Linked DNA regions of Homo sapiens: region 1 is linked to region 2. A link is an interaction called in ENCODE POLR2A ChIA-PET data of the cell type or tissue named here. Cell type or tissue: B cell. All regions are shown on one strand. Each heading gives the region's core, and the rest is flanking DNA. Links, peaks and the distances in the headings are about the cores only.

Evidence for each region. Peaks named below come from ENCODE experiments on the same cell type or tissue, not always from the same donor. Only the 100,000 strongest peaks of a DNase experiment are listed, where the experiment ranks them.
Region 1: POLR2A ChIA-PET joins it to region 2 with 5 read pairs; 2 of 35 experiments call an interaction of 5 or more read pairs at or near these places.

The regions. Positions count from the first base shown.
Region 1 is chr6:113,975,634-113,983,980 of GRCh38, reverse strand. The region is part of intron 1 of HDAC2-AS2 (HDAC2 and HS3ST5 antisense RNA 2); the gene reads right to left. Among named protein-coding and RNA genes, the nearest start is that of HDAC2, 8.7 kb to the right of the region's middle. In B cell, for the core only: a CTCF peak has its summit at 2,845 (motif pointing left); DNase peaks (open chromatin) are centred at 3,830 and 5,570.
Region 2 is chr6:113,920,294-113,928,640 of GRCh38, reverse strand. It overlaps LINC02880 (long intergenic non-protein coding RNA 2880), which reads right to left. Exons shown (of 4, transcript NR_027060.1): 4 at 6,999-8,185. Among named protein-coding and RNA genes, the nearest start is that of LINC02880, 20 kb to the right of the region's middle. In B cell, for the core only: no CTCF peak of the experiment used is centred there; no DNase peak of the experiment used is centred there.

The DNA of each region.
Region 1 (8,347 bases), core at 33-8,032, 56 kb before region 2:
GTGGAATGGCTGGATCACAAGATAGATGTATGTTTAACTTTAAAAAAAATTAGAGACAGGGTCTTGCTAGATTGCCCTGGCTGGCCTCAAACTCCTGGGCTCAAGCGATCCTCCCATCTAAGGCTCCCAAAAAGCTAAGACTATAGGTACATGCCACTGTGCCTGGTTGACGAATTTTTTTTTTTTTTTTTTGAGACATAGTCTCACTCTTGTCATCCAGGCTCAAGTGCAGTGGCGCCATCTTGTCTCACTACAACCTCCATCTCCCAGGTTCAAGCGATTCTCCTGCCTCAGCCTCCCGAGTCACTGGGATTACAGGCGCCCACCACCACGCCCAGCTAATTTTTTTGTATTTTTAGTAAAGATGGGGTTTCACCATGTTGGCCAGGCTGGCCAACTCCTGACCTCAAGTGATACGCCCACCCTGGCCTCCCAAAGTGCTGGGATTACAGGCTTGAGCCACTGCGCCCTGCCAAATGTTTAACTTTTAAAAGAAACTGTCAAATTGTTTTCCATAGTGGTTGTGCCATTTTACATTCTCAACAGTGGTGTATAAGAGCTCAAATTGCCCCACATCTTTGTTAACACTTGAGGTGATCAGTCTTTCTAACTGTGGCCATTTTAACAGGTGTATAGTGGCATCTCATTGTGGTTTTGATGTGCATTTCCCTAGTGATTGAGGTTGAGTACTTTTTAAAGAACCTGACATCTGCAAATCTTCTTTGGTGAAGTGTCTTTTCAAATCTTTTGCCAATTTGTAGTGTACATATATATACAATATTCTTTCATAAAAACATATATTTTTGGCTACCTCATACTAGATCAATATGATGAGGCAGATTACTACCTAAGAAGTCACCAACTTCTTATTCCCACAGCTGCTAAATACACTTTACAAGTAGAAAATTTGTAAAGTCTCAGCCCATTCATGGAGTAGAACATAGAGTTCTATTCTATGTTTGGAACACAGAGTTCCAAAAGTTTCCACTGTCTCAGGAAGCATATACACAGTGTGGAATTTAGATGGCCTTGGGGCAGAGGGTGGGAAAAGTCAACTGTGAGTTGAGCATAGATCCTAGGACCAGTGTGTACAAGTGGCATCCAAAGATAACTGAAAATAAAGGAGGTTAGAAGGTCAACTGCTGGGCCGGGTGCAGTGGCTCACGCCTGTAATCTCAGCACTTTGGGAGGCCAAGGTGGGTGAATCACGAGGTCAGGAGTTCGAGACCAGTCTGGCCAACATGGTGAAACCTCATCTCTACTAAAAATACAAAAAATTAGCTGAGCATGGTGGTGGACGCCTGTAATCCCAGTTACTTGGGAGGCTGAGGCTAGAGAATCGCTTTAACCCAGGAGGCGTAGCTTGCAATGAGCCGAGATCGCAACACTGCACTCCAGCTGGGGCAACAGTGCAAGACTCCATCTCAAAAAAAAAAAAAAAAGTCAACTGTTGTTTTTAAGTGGCTCTGGGATAAAGGGCAATATTAGGGTCTTTTTTACTTGCCTTTGTTCTCCTCTTTGCTAACATGACTCACAGGCAGATGCCACCCCCATCATCTGCTGCACTGCACAGTGGCAGCAACAGGCACATGAGACAACTGGGCCCCAACAAATTCACTGGATGTTAATCCCAGGCCTCTCTTGAGAATGCCAATCTTAAGAGGGTTCACAGAGGCCTAAAATTAAACAGACTGGACACAGAGTGGGAGGGTGGTACTGCTGGGAGTAAGTGGCTATGATTCAGTAGGCATGGTACTGCCCAGTGTGGCTAACAGAGTATTTCAAAGTTGGCTGCAATAATCCTTTCAATCCACGATGCTTTTCTGAAATGTCACCTTGACATTGGAGTAGTGGGCTCTATGTCCCCCCATCTTAAAATTGGGTGCACCTTTGTGAATGCTTCATCCAAGAAGGGCCGTAAAGTTATGCGACTTCTGAGGCAAGATCATAAAAATGCCATCTTCTTCAACTCTATTGGTACATCCATTCTTAGAACCCATCTAACCATTCTGTGAGAAACACTAAGGAACCACATGGGGAGTCTTGAAGTGTATTCCCACAAATCACTTATTTACAAAGGGGAAAATGAAAACTACACAGTGGAGAAACCTGGTAGACACCACCTTGACCTAGTTATCAAAGTTAACAAGACCAATAGATAAGGAAAATAGATTAATGCATCTCCTGTCATGGTCACTAAGGACACAACATCACTCCTATGGTATTTCTGCAGACATCACAGCTAAGTGTAATATATGATTCTGGATTGGATCTGAAATTAGCAGAAAAATTAGCTGTAAAAAACTATTGGGATAGTTTGCAGGAATTTTAATACAAACCCTGAATTAGATAAGTTTTATATAGATTTCCTAATTTTGATGACTTTATCTGATTATGTAAGGGAATGTCTTAGTTCTTAGGAAATACACACTGAAATGTTTCCAACCTACTTTTAAGTGGTTTAGAAAAAAAAAAAAAAAGTGTGTGTGAACAATTGGCGAATCTGGGGAAATGGTATACAGAAGTTTCTCATACTATTTTTGCAATTATTCTGAAAGTTTAAAATTATATAAAAATTGAAAGCTCTCCCTAACCCTCTAAAAGAAGGTAAGGACTTAAGCGTTCATGGAATAGGGCTGGTTTGGACATGGGCAATACTTGTTTCCCTGGATCCAGCAACGCTCATAGGCTGGCTGTGTTTTAGAAAATAACAGATGATCCTCAGGGAATGGGAATGAACTACAGAGGGATGTCATTGCTATTTAGACAGGGGTTTGGACCAGCAAGGGTCTCCCTACAGCAGAGGGTGGCCAGTCTGTGCAAGCTCTTCCTTCTGTGACACCTTGTGGCAATGAAGAGCTATTGCGGACCTCAGTGCCATCTGTTCACCAGGACTGACCTGCTTTTAATTCCATCATCTCCTAGAGTTCTTTGACAATTTGAGAGTAAAGATGTTTAGGAAGAGACACAATGCTTTCAGTTAATATGGCATGTGAAACTTCAAACTAGAAATGGGAAAAATAAGAGATGTAACAGTGTTTGTGTCTTTAGTTTATAAAGTAATGCCAATCATATTTCTGTAGCTTTATATGCTACGGTACAACAATTGTGTCAAAAACTATACAAGTACTAAGAGATAATGACAAAAGTATGACTGAACAGTTCTCTCAAATGGGAAAAGTGCAACTGCAAAGCAAAGTTATGTAATAGTGTCTTTGCACATTAATGTGTTCTTGAAAAGCTGAGTAAACTGAACTTTTATAACTGCAACCATATTTTCACTGCACCTTGAGAATTTGAAATAATATTATAGGATGAAATTTTGAAATGTGAAGCCATAGAAACTTTTTACTTATCTAAATATTCAGTCTCTGAAAAAAATCATGTTTTGCTAAAGTGCAGTATTCCTACAAAGTTAGATATTTACATAGTTAGAAGCGAGTGATAAATCATGTACTTAAGAGCTTACATGTTTAAAATTGTGGACCACATAATAGGCAATTAGTTTGTATAACTATTAAAATTATTTACTGATAAGAAGGGTGAATTTTTGTATTTTATTTTGAATTTGCATTATGTATTAATAAAAGCTGTTTGGCTTATAAATAAGAGAGATTCATATAAACTAGTTCAAGCAAAAAATGGGAATTTATTGACCCATATAACTGGGGAGTTTAGAGGCAGTGCTAGCTTTCAGGCATGGCTCAATCCAGGGGCTCCAGTGTTTTCTTTCTAGCTAGCTAACTAGCTAGCTCTCCCTCTGCTATCATCTATATCTCTTTACTTCCCTCTGTATTTTTCTCAGTTCCTCTTTGTACAAACGGGCTTCTCCTTAAGGTCAGGGAAGACAGCCAAAAGCAAATAAAATAAGTTTCTCCAGTTTGCTCTATCAGCAATGTCTGGGGAAAATATTCTGGCCCAATCTGGATCACAAGCACATCCTGGAATGGGAGGATGGAGGCTATGTGCTTTACAACCCTACCAGGATCCTGGCCCTGGATGGGTGGCAGAGCAGGATGTTAGGAGTTATAGTTCACCCAAAGAACCAGAAGATGAAAAAAAAAAAAAAAAGGTAGTAAACAGACAAAAACTATAATTACCACTGTCCCCTATGCTTCATTAATGTACACTTTTATAATTCTAATGGACATATAGACAACTATGTATCAAAAGCTTTTTAAGCTAAATATTGGACCAATGCATGAAGACGTATTTTAACAGATTTAAAGAAAGCACTATTTGTAAGAGCCAAAAATTTTTTTAATCTAATAGGGTTTAGTTAAATCTTAATTTATTCATGAAATGTTTTTGCATGTATTTATACAGAAATGTATTATTGAGAGGGGAAAGGCAAATTTAATACATTATGTGTTTATAAGACAGCATTTAAACAGTAAATCCCAATTTTTGTTTTACAACATATATCCTCACCTGCTTACATAGACTTACGTGTATTTCTTTTTTGTTTGTTTGTTTGTTTTGAGATGGAGTTTCACTCTTGTTACCCAGGCTGGAGTGCAATGGTGTGATCTCGGCTCACTGCAACCTCCGTTTTCCGGGTTCAAGTGATTCTCCTGCCTCAGTCTCCCAAGTAACTGGGATTACAGGCAGGTGCCACCATGCCCGGCTAATTTTTTTATTTTTAGTACAGATGGGGTTTCACTATGTTGATGAGGCTGGTCTCGAACTCCTGACCTCATGTGATCCGCCCGCCTTAGCCTCTCAAAGTGCTGGGATTACGGGCATGAGACACTGTGCCCGGCCAATTTATGTGTATTTCAAAAGTAAGGAAGCATGTGCGACAAAATGATATTAAGGGCTGGGAAGAGAGATGCATGATAAATTTTTTTCCTTTTTGTCTGTATTTTCTTATTTTCTATTAAATGACATATAAAACAAAAATCAAATTCTATACAACTCAAAGTTTTATGCATTCAACCCTAGTTACAAATACTAATCCATTCCTGGCCAAGTGCGTTGGCTCACGCCTGTAATCCCAGCACTCTGGGAGGCCGAGGCGGGCAGATCACCTGAGGTCAGGAGCTTGGGACCAGCCTGGGCAACATGGTAAAACCCTGTCTCTACTAAAAATACAAAAATTAGCTGGGTGTGGTGGTGCATGCCTGTAGTCCCAGCTACCCAGAGGCTGAGGCAAGAGAATTGTTTGAACCCAGGAGGCAGATGTTGCAGTGAGCTGAGACCATGCCACTGCACTCCAACCTGGGTGACAGAGCAAAACTCCATCTCAAAAAATAATAAATAAATAAATAAAAAATAAAAATAAACAAATACTAATCCATTCCAAACTATCATGGTGCCTAGTGGCAAAAGGCAGAAGTCAGGCCCCACTAACTTACCCAGTTAACATGAGCTAAATGATTCAATTTATAAGAAAACTTTAGGTAAAAATCTAAGTGTGCTACACTGACGTGCAGAAAATGTTTGGATACCAAGCATTAGTCAAGTTTAGATACTATGCATTAGTCAGTAAGTGGATCTTGGCTCATCTATATCAGAATCACTTTGAGAAGCTTGTTAAAATGCAGACTCCCCGCGTCTCAGTCCAGAACTTCCAATTCAGAAATAATAGAAGGTAGGCCAAGGAACTGGCATTTTCAATCAATTCCCAGGGGATTTTTATATACAATGAAGCATGAAAACTCCTGTTTCAGAAATGATAAGGTAGAAACAGTATAAAAGGGAAGTGATCAGTCTGCCAAGAGAGACTTCCCTACATCATTTATGTTACAATCATTATTAATAGCACAGTTCTTTTGTATAACATTTTGACTATGAACATTAATCAGAAAAGTATAAAGTTGTCATTAAACATTCAAAAAACAGAGTAATTTTATTACATGTAGGGCTCAACATTTTTTTTCCCAGTAAAATTTTTAGCGATTAAAATTCATAAAATTCACAAAATTCTTACTACAGAAACCATCCTAGGATCTCATCTATGTTGTTAACAAAATAATCTTGAAAGTATAGATAGTTCTTGGAAAAAAAAAAAAAAGAAAAGGCATGTAAGGAGGGAGGAAAGAAAGAAAAACTCATCAGAATTTTGCTGGGCACCGAAAAAGAACTTAGGGAAAATACTTCTAAAGTCATAAAATTCCATCAAGGGTAGTCTCTAAATGATTTAAAATATAATTTTAATATACCAAATTTTAATTTACAAATTAACTTATGGGGAATCTACAATTTTAGGGAATACCTATTATCCTAAAATTTTAAGATAATAAAATGAAGAAATAAAAGTAAAATTATCCAATTAACCTTGCTTCAACCCTCTACCTAGCCAATGTGCATTTGCAAGTATATTGTAATGGAAAGCCGTGAGTAGTAATAAAGGAAACAATTAAATGGAAAATTTTTGTTTAATAGAGTAAAATGAGTTAAGCTAAATTCTGGTTTATTATAAACATACTGAATAATTTTCTATTGGGAAGAGCAAAAATCTTTATTGCCTGCTATAAGTACTTTTGAAGTACTTGGAAATATATTGTAAAGGAAAACTCAGCAAAATACAAAAATTAAGTGACCTTTTCAGTTATTTCCTTCTTTAGTTTCTATAGTGTAATAGTTGAAAGAAACTTTTTAAGATGGGAGAGCTGCAGTGTACCAGATTGCAGTTATGCAGCCCTCAGCTTATTCTTAAGTGACATAGTACTGATCCTTTTACTATGGTTGCATTAGTCAGGGTTCTCCAGAGAAACAGGACCACTATCAATCTGATGGAGTTTTCCAATTAAACTATCCAAAACATATGTAAAATTTCCTAGGAATTTTCTGTTTTCCACCTATGATCAGAAAGAATCTAGGAGTCATCCTAATTTGAATATTTCATTCATCCAAATTAGGATGACTCCTAGATTCTGTGGGTTTATAGTATAAAAAAATTCTCATTGCTTACAATGCTTTGGCATTACAGTTGACCCTTGAACAAAACAGGTTTGAACCATGTGGGATTCCATTTCAACCAAATGCAGCATTCCCCGGATGTAAAACCCATGTATATGGAGGGCCAGCTTTTTTTACACTCGGGTTCCACAGGATCAACAGTGGGACTTGAGTATGCATGGATTTTGATATATGCAGCAGGTTCTAGAACCAAGCCTTCATGTTTACTGAGGGAGGGATGACTACCTTTTGTCATGAACTGTAAAGCATTTAAACTTTTACCCTTCTTGTAAGCTAATAAATTAATCTGCTGGTTTCATGGATGCTGGCAGAAGTCACAAAAATCCTAGTTAGGAGACAAAGTACTTTATTGCTTATAGCACAGAAAGCAGCATGAGCATCAGCATATTTGTCAGTTCCTCTTGCCCCCAACTCCCACAGGGAATATGTAATGGACCCAAATGCCACCTGCACACTTAGTGGGTTGCACTGCAAAAGAGAAACCCAGATCCAAGGGTCCAAATTTCTTGAACAAGCAGCAAACAAGCCAATCTCCCTTACCCTGATGGTGAGCAGTTACACGAGAGTCATTGTACAGTTACCCTGACCCACTTAATTGTCTATGTGTCTAGCTGCAAAAATGCTCAGTCTCAGGAGACAGATAAGACTTGCAATCTGGCATACTTAGCAAAATTATGCAGGGACACTCAGGACCAAGACAGATCTTCCTCTTCTAACCATCCACCCTTAAACGTTCTTGGCAGAACTCAAAATTTCACATGAATATGTGACTCCATTGACCACTGTGATTAATCTGATGTATAGAGGCTTAATTCCATTTGTCTTGTATAGCACTTAATTAAGGGACTATCAACAATACAAGCAGCAGGACAAAGTATTGACCTTAATCATGACACCCAGAGTTCTGAATACCACAAACCAACAGGGTCTACCTTGGAAAGTCAGTGGCTTTCTCCTTAAGGCTCTCATTTGACCTTTCTACTTGGTTTGCGGCATTAATCCAGGTATAGCTGGATGTTTTAGGGACGATTTAGAATCTGACATCTGTTGCAATTCTATCATCTATAACAATTCTGGTCAGTGAGTTGAGTTGGAGCTGACTACCTTCTAAGGCCCAGGTGGTATCATTAATCACTTCAGCTGAACTCAGGGACAAATTTCTTTTCTTTTTTCTTTTCTTTTCTTTTCTTTTTTTTTTTTTTTTGAGATGGAGTCTCGCTCTGTCGCCAGGCTGGAGTGCAGTGCTGTGATCACGGCTCACTGCAACCTCCACCTCCCAGGTTCAAGCAATTCCCCTGCCTCAGCCTCCTGAGTAGCCGCAACTACAGGCCTGCATCACCACGCCTGGCTGATTTTTTGTATTTTAGGAGAGACGAGGTTTCAACATGTTGACCAGGATGGTCTCGATCTCCTGACCTCATGA
Region 2 (8,347 bases), core at 330-8,329:
ATCAATTTATCAAAGGGATATCTGCACTCCCATGTTTATTGCAGCATTATTCACAATAACCAAAGTATGATCAACCTAAGTGCCCATCAACAGATGACTAGATAAAGAGAATGTGGTATATATACACAGTGGTATAATATTCAGCCATAAAAAAGAATGAAATCCTGTCATTTGCAGCAACGTGGATGGAACTGGAGGTTATTATGTTAAGTGAAATAAGTCAAGCATAGAAAGACAAATATTGCATGTTCTCAGTCATATGGGGGAAGTAAAAAAGTGTATCTCATGAAGATAGAGAGTAGATTGGTGGTTACCAGAGGCTGGAAAAAATTGAAGGGAAGAGGGAATAAAGAGAGGTTCATTGACGGGCACAAATATATAGTTGCATAGAATAAATAAGACCTAGTGTTTGATAGATCAGTGTCAAACTGATCTATGACTATGGTTTACAATAACCTATTGTATATTTCAAAATAACTAGAAGAGAATAATTTGAATGTTTCTAGCATAAAGAAAAGACAAATATTTAAAGTGATGAGTATCCTAAACACACTGATTTGATCTTGACAAATTATATAAATGTATTAAATTAAAACATGTACCATGAAAATATGTGTATTATCAATTTTTAAAACATTAAAAATCTCTTTAAGAAAGTATAGTTTATTAATTCAATTAAATACTTATTCCATAAAAGTTATAATGTAAATCTATATTCTTGACAAGGAAATATATTATTTATATATATATTAATTAGTGAGGGAAAGCAGATTATATAACAAACGTATAATGTGACTACATTGTTGTTCAGATGATAACAAAAAAACAAATGCATACACTGAAAATAAACTTGACAATATTTAATCTATTAATAATACTTCCCCAAATTCTTTGAGAATAGAACTCTTTCTTGTTTTAGCAACTGCTAATAAAATTGGGACCTATTATCTGCAGAGCAGATTATGGAAGATTTGAGCTTAAGTGGTGATTCAGACTCTATATATGTGTATCAACATAAATAGAGTCTAGAGGTTTAAAAATCAAAATATTAACTGATTTTTTTCTGTATGATGTGATTAATATGTTTTTAAATTTCTTCTATTTATTTCTCAATTTATCTTCAATGAAAACATACATTACTTTGATATTTTCTTAAAACAACTCATTGGCTGCAAAATGTGATTAACTTTCTACCACTGGAATATTGTTAACATTTTCTAACTTCCAGATAAGAGGAAAGCTGGAGATGAAAAATTTACACAAAGAAGCAAACTTTGGGATTCTCTGTATTTTTGTCCTTTTTTTCCAACTAGAATCTTGAAGAGATCCAAAACTATAACTCTAAAGTACTTGCTGACAGTGTACGACCTGTCATTAAATAAGCCTGATGGAGACCTACCACAGAACAAAGGGAAATATTAGGTTACTGACCTGTCTCTTGGAGAGATTCCAAGGGAGTCTAGGAACTGCACGTATTAGCTGGTCAAACTGAATTTCACTCAAGAAAAGCTGAAAAATCCATAACAAAGCACTAGATCACCATTTAAGCTCATGTCTCTCATAATCTGCTTTGCAGATACTAGTTCCATGGTATGTTAGCAGTTGATAAAACAAGAAAATAGCTCCCTCCATGCTCAAAGAATTTGGAGAAGTATTAGATTAAATGTTGACAAGTTCATTTTCAGGAGCACCTTCACAGATACTTGAATGTGCAAGTGTGATTGGTGATCTCTTAAAGTGAGGTATCACATTCACAGTTCTCTAACCTATTGACCATACAACGCTTTTTCTCCACAAAGCACCTCAAAGGACAACACCAGTGACTTCAGCTAATGCTAACTAAAGAGCTAGGTAGGTCCAATCAGTGAGACAACCTCCAGAAAAACACCCTGAGGCTGAGTAAATGGCCTGCAAGTGGCAGAAAGGATTCAGTGTGGACCAACAGATAATATAAGAATATAAAGTCACAATACCAACTTCAGTAGTATTCGTTCTTTTCTAAAAATACTTTGTTTTTGAAGTGATACATGATTATCATAAAAAAAAAAAAAAAAGCAATGTAGAAATGTACAAAGAAAAAGTAAAACTCGCCTTGGATGCCATCATAGGTAATTGTTAGTAGAACTCAGAAAACAATCTTAAGGACTTTCTCTACCTACTCCATATGTATTTATGTATTCATTTTTATAGGATTACATTCTACACGTGGTGTTCTTTAACCTATGGTTTTTTAATCCATTTGTTTTAAAATATTTTCCATGTCTATAAATATAGATCTACCATTCTCTAAATGTTGCATAGTTTTCCTTTATGTGGATGTGCTATAATTTGCTGAGCAAATCCCCCTTGATGGGCATCCATGGTCTTTCCAATGTATTGACAATGTAATAGTATCAGTTATCCATTCATTGAGAATTTCCCATTGGTTTCCATGGATGAAGGCTTACCTAGATCTCCTCCTAAGTTTTTAAAAATTGATCTTCTAACTTCTTTTGCTTTTCTCTAAATTGTGGATGTTCTCCAAGGTTCTGCTATTTGCCTCTAGCAAGTTTGTCTGTTCTCATAGATTCAAATATTATTTCTCAGTCCATGATTTTAAAATTCGTATCTCTAACCCCAATACATAGCCCCCCTGTAACCTCTCACATGTGTTCCAGTACTGTATTTCCAACTACATTCTGCACACATTTACTCAGATATCCTGCCATTGCTTCAAGCTCAATGTGTTCAATGTTAAATTCATTAGCTTTTACTCCAAATTGACTCTCTTTCCCAACTACAACATGTGTGTCAATAACCTAGTTACCTCCCCGTCTTTGAGTATCTTTCTCCCTGGTTTCCTATATTCAGTCCATTATTCATTTGTTTCTTCCTTTATAATATCTCTCAAATATGTCCATTTAAAATCATATATTAACATTGAACATCTATTATATACTAGGTGTTATAAACTGAACATTTTTTTTCCTCCCATAAAATTCGTAAGTTGAAATTCTAACCTCCAACGTGATAGTATTAGGAGAAGCCTTTGGGAGATAATTATGTAATGAGGGTGGAGCCCTCATGAATGAGATTAGTGCCTGTATGAAAGGGACTGCAGATTGCTCTCTTGCTCTTTTTCTGTTAGGTGAAGATACAGTGAGAAGATGGCCATCTATAAACCAAGTAGTGGGCCCTCATCTAACACCAAATCTCTTGATGTCTTTATCTTAGACTCCCTTGCCTTTAGAAGTGTGAAAAATAATGTTTGTTGTTTAACACAGTCTATGGTGTTCTGTTGTAGCAATTTAAACTGATCAAAACACTAAGCATTTAAAAACCTTTATAATTTAGTCTTTATAACAATTATGTATGCTGATTTCACATCCATTTTATAAGTTGAGAAAATGAGGTTTAAGGAAGTTGGGTACCTTGCTTGAAGTCACAGAGTTTATGAGTTGTTGGGCTGGGATTCAACTCCAATTTTTCTGATTTTGAAGTCCATGCTTTTCCTAGTAGCACATGGATTTTTTTCACTGAATTTTACAGCAGTAATCTTCCTCATTTCCTCCATGCATGGTGGCCAGAGCCTCTGAGTTTGTCTTTCCCCCTTCCAATCTCTTACTGCTTCAATCAACCCTTCTCAATGTATCTCCCCTGCCAGGTTAATTTTGCTTAAACATGTATATCCCAAAGATATAGGTCCTCAAAAAAAAAAAAAAAGCTTTTTATTGAAACTGGCAGGAGAGGGAGCAGTGAGTTTCCAGTGGCTTCACAGAACTTCAATTATTCTGCTCCCAGTAACATTTTCAAAAAGAAAAAAAGGAAGTTATAAATAATCAGAAGAGGACAAAACAGTTAAAATCTTCAAGAGTACTTGAATGAGACCTCAAGTCAGGTGAAATCTAGAGAGGAACAAGATGTGGAGAAGGGACAAGCCCATGGTCCAGATGTTGTTTCCTTTCCCCTCTGTTCCTTCCTATGCACCAAGAGGAGGAGGGTCCCTCTGCACAGCACAAGAGAGCTGGTCTGGGAAACCTACCAACAATCCACAATGGAAACTGGAAAAGGAAACTGATGTTTTGATTAAGTGAATATTTGAAATTATTTCATTCCAAAGAAAAATATCCCAATGAAAGTGCCAAACATTCAATATTCACAAACAGAAAACAGATGCAACATGTGTTCAGTTTGAAACTGAGTTGGGAATAACTCTCATGAAGCTGAGTGAGGACATATTTAAACAATATAATTCATAATAGCTTTGGAGAGGTTTCATAGAGGATACAAAAGAGTACTATACACACATTTAGCTATCCCTAGAGTATGTGCATGAACCAAATATAATAAATATATGTCTGCTATTTAGCTTTGCAATTTCCACATGCTTTTTAAATGATGGAATTACTTACCATATAAGACACTAAAATATTTTTTTAGCAATATATATACTGGTAATGTTTTTAGAACCAAATTATCAAAATAATTAACCAGTGGAAAATTTTTTTTTTCTGCTTCCCTAGTTCAATCCTTTCCTGAAAAAATTTTCTACTTCCTGATTTGGAAAATGAATTTGGAGCCAAGATTTACTTTCTCTTAGAAGGAAACCTTCAACAAAGCTTTCTCATCCTTTGATCCTCTTAGAAAAATGAGGCTATCTCTCTTCAGAAAACAAAATTCTTTGATTATTCATTTTTCAGTAACTTAAAAGTGTTTGGAGTGCAAAAATAAAATCATAGTTTTAAAGTGGTAACAGAATGGCTAAATTTTAGCTAATCTTTCATCCAAGTAGATCAAAAAGTTTTAACAGGCCTGTAAAATGCTTCCACATGTTTCTAAGCAGAAAGCTGAGGATGGATACTAAATTGTGACATTTTACAGTTTATACTGTCATCAGTATTTTGTATGTATTTTTTATTGTTGCTGTTGTTCTTTATTTCAAAAAATGAGGTTTTCCACATTTTGAATGTGTTGTTTTAGCAACAGTTCCCACATTCAAAACAAATTCACATAGAGTCTAGTCAACAAACATGATTGAGTGCTTGCTATGTGCAAAACACTATACTGTGCTGTTATGAAATTTTCCATTTGAATTAAACTTTTATATTGGTTTATTTATGTGCTAATTTTACTGACTAATTTTTTGGAACAAATTTTCAATGTGATTTTCCTTATTCTAGTTCCTCACTATCCTACTGTGCAATTGACCATGTACCTCTGAAGTCTCAATTAATATATATATTATGCATTCGATAAAATAAAAAATGAATTATGTTAAAAATGTGATATAAGATTAAATATTGAGTGAAATTGGAAATATATAGTTACAGTATGTGGACTAAGAATGCTGCAATATAAACAGATATGTGAACACTAAGGTATCATGGTAGATTATATCATTGGCCCTGATTGCTCTGCCCTACTCTCCCTCCCCGGCATCTACACTCTTTACCATGCCACTTTGCAATGCTTTCCCATAGTAGACACAGCATAATTCTCTATCTTAGGCTTAGTCATGTGAATTGCTTAAACCAACAGAATGAGACAGAAGTGACAGTGTGCTAGCTCCAAGATTAGGTCTCAAGAAATTTTGCATGTTTCCACTTTCTCTCTTGTGTTCTTGCCATCCATGAGAAGGATATGCCAGAGCTTGAAGTTCACAGGTGCTTGAAGAAGAAATTTAGACATTTGGAGATGAGTTCCCCCAGCTAAAGTACCCTACACAGATCTAGCTTAGAGCAGGTCTCCTAGTCAACCTATAATGTGACCCCAGTTGATAGCAGCTTGTGAGTTTGCTAGGGCTGCCATAACAAAGTATCAGAGACTATGTAAATTAAAACAACAGACATTTATTTCCTAACAGTTCTGCAGGCTGGAGATCTAAGATCAAGGTGTCAGCAGGTCTGATTTCTTCTGAGGCCTCTCTCTGTGCCTTGTAGATGGCTGTCTTTATGTTCACATGGTGTTTTCTCTATGCTCAGGTTTGTGTCCAAATCTCCTCTTTTTATAAGGATACCAATCTTATTGGATTAGAACCCACCCTTATGACCTCACTTTACCTTAATTACCTCTTTAAAGACCCCATCTCTGAATACAATCACATTCTGAGGTACTGGGGATTTGGATTTCAACATATGAATTTTGAAGGCCATAATTCAGTCTATAATGTCAGTGAAGCTCAACCTAAGTCAGTCAATACTTAGTCCTCAGGTGTCCCACAGATTCATGGGCCATAATAATAAATTACTACTTCAAGGCTTTGTTATAAAACATTAGCTAACTTATACAGATAGTATGAAAAGGTATTTAAATAATTATTGGATGATGAGATTTTTAGTAAATAAAAATTTTTTAAGATTGCTGCTACATATTATTTTAAGCTAGTTACATTTATTTCAGAATGTAAACTAATACTTTTTCATTACTATAAAAACAGAAAATGTAGTAATACATACAATATAGAAACAAATATCACTTATCATCTGCCTCCCATCTCATCCATGGAAACTTGTGTTGAATATCTTCCAATTATTTCCTATTTACAAACACACACACACCCATACACATTTTTACACATATACCCATACATTTTTTTTTACGAAAGGCATTATATTAAACATATTTTAAACTGTTTCTATTTTTTAAATAAGTTTTTTTCCCAAGGATAATGTTCTATGTAAATAAGTATAGAGCAACATCGTCTCTTTAATGACTGCATAGTATGCCATTTTACCATAATTTACTTTTTAATGACTATTATTTAGATTGCATTAATTTTTCAGAAGTTTCTTTTTTCTATTTTTTTTTAAAGATGAAATAGTATTTCTTCCTAAAATGCTTTGAGGTTTGGAGTTGAAAGAAATAACACATGCAGAGACTATTACCATCTCTTGTTTACTGTACAGTTCGACTTCAGCCAGCTTTACATAGATGGCTTTAACAAAGCCTAAAGTATAATGTATTTGGCCTTGGTGCAGAGTTCAGCGAATCGAAATGAGGATGATGATAACAGCAGAGCTGGTGTTCTCATTTTATTAAACATTAATTCAATCAATATCTATGAGTTACCTATAATATCTTTGAGTTACCTACAAAGTATATGACACTGTCCTACCCGTGACAGAAATGAAGTAGACACATGTGGTTTCAAATCTCCTCCTGCCTAGCAGGGGGAGCAGACAGGGATGTTCCTGGGTAATCCTAAGGACTCTCCACCTTCAATCCACAAGGTTGCATATGAGATAATGAAAGAAGCTCAGTGTAAATGGTCAGAAGAAACATTTGCCTTTCAAGGTTTTCTAATTTTATAATGGATAACATTAAAATAGCTTTTCTTAAGAGCACTAATTTTCTTTTTGTTTTTTCTTTCTGAGTAAGAGAAAGATAAAACTCTCGTTTTCCTAATAACAGGATATGTTTAACAACCCTGAATATCTTTCCAAGTGAGAGCCTCCTAGGCAAGTATTTTCTGAGAAGTCTTTGGTGTAGTCTCTGACCCTTCAACTTTGGCCAGCCATCTGTCAATTGCAGCTCTGGTCTCTTTCCTGCTTTCTGCCATCTCATCTCTGTCAGTGTGGCCACAACAGGAAGTCAGTGCTGATAACACGAGGACAACCTCTGCTTTTACAGCCCACCCGAACCAAGGCTGGCTGCATGGCTGCTGCCATTTGTTCTATAGTTTTGGAACCCCACCTTGGTTGTGATTTTGTGCCAGAGAATCTTTACCTCTGGAGAATGCAGTGGAGACATTCTTGTGTCATTTCACTTCCAGAATGCAAGGCCACCCAGCTACCCATTGTGTTAAGTAATGAGCTAAACAGAGGTATTCTTCTCTGCAAAATTGGAAACCTCATGGGAGGAAACAATATTTTTATCTGAGCACACACTGTCTGAATTCAGATCAGTGTGATCCATAAATTGTATAAACTCCATGCCAACCTACTTTCTTCACGTCCATCAGTAAATTTAGAAAGCACAGATTAGTGCAGCTATATTGAGTCTTTATTTCATTTAATGCTTTTAGCAATGCTAAGTGTTTTCAATATTAGGTTTCTAGGAAACCAATACTCATGCTGACAGATAATGTAAATGACAAGCATACTTACCACATACTTACCTCTGGATACACACTCAGTGGATCTGAGGTTCAGAAGAGTGAGGCTGGGGACCAACAGGTAAACATCTTTTCAATCAAAATGACAAAGGTCTGAGTCAAGGAGCAGGATCAGATTTGATATTGAAATATTTGTTGACAGATGAAATACAGAAAGTTGTAGATGTTAGTGTCATAATAACAACAATAGCAACAACAATAATGATAACCCAACCACAACTAATTATTGAATGCTTCCTCTTGCTATGATCCTAT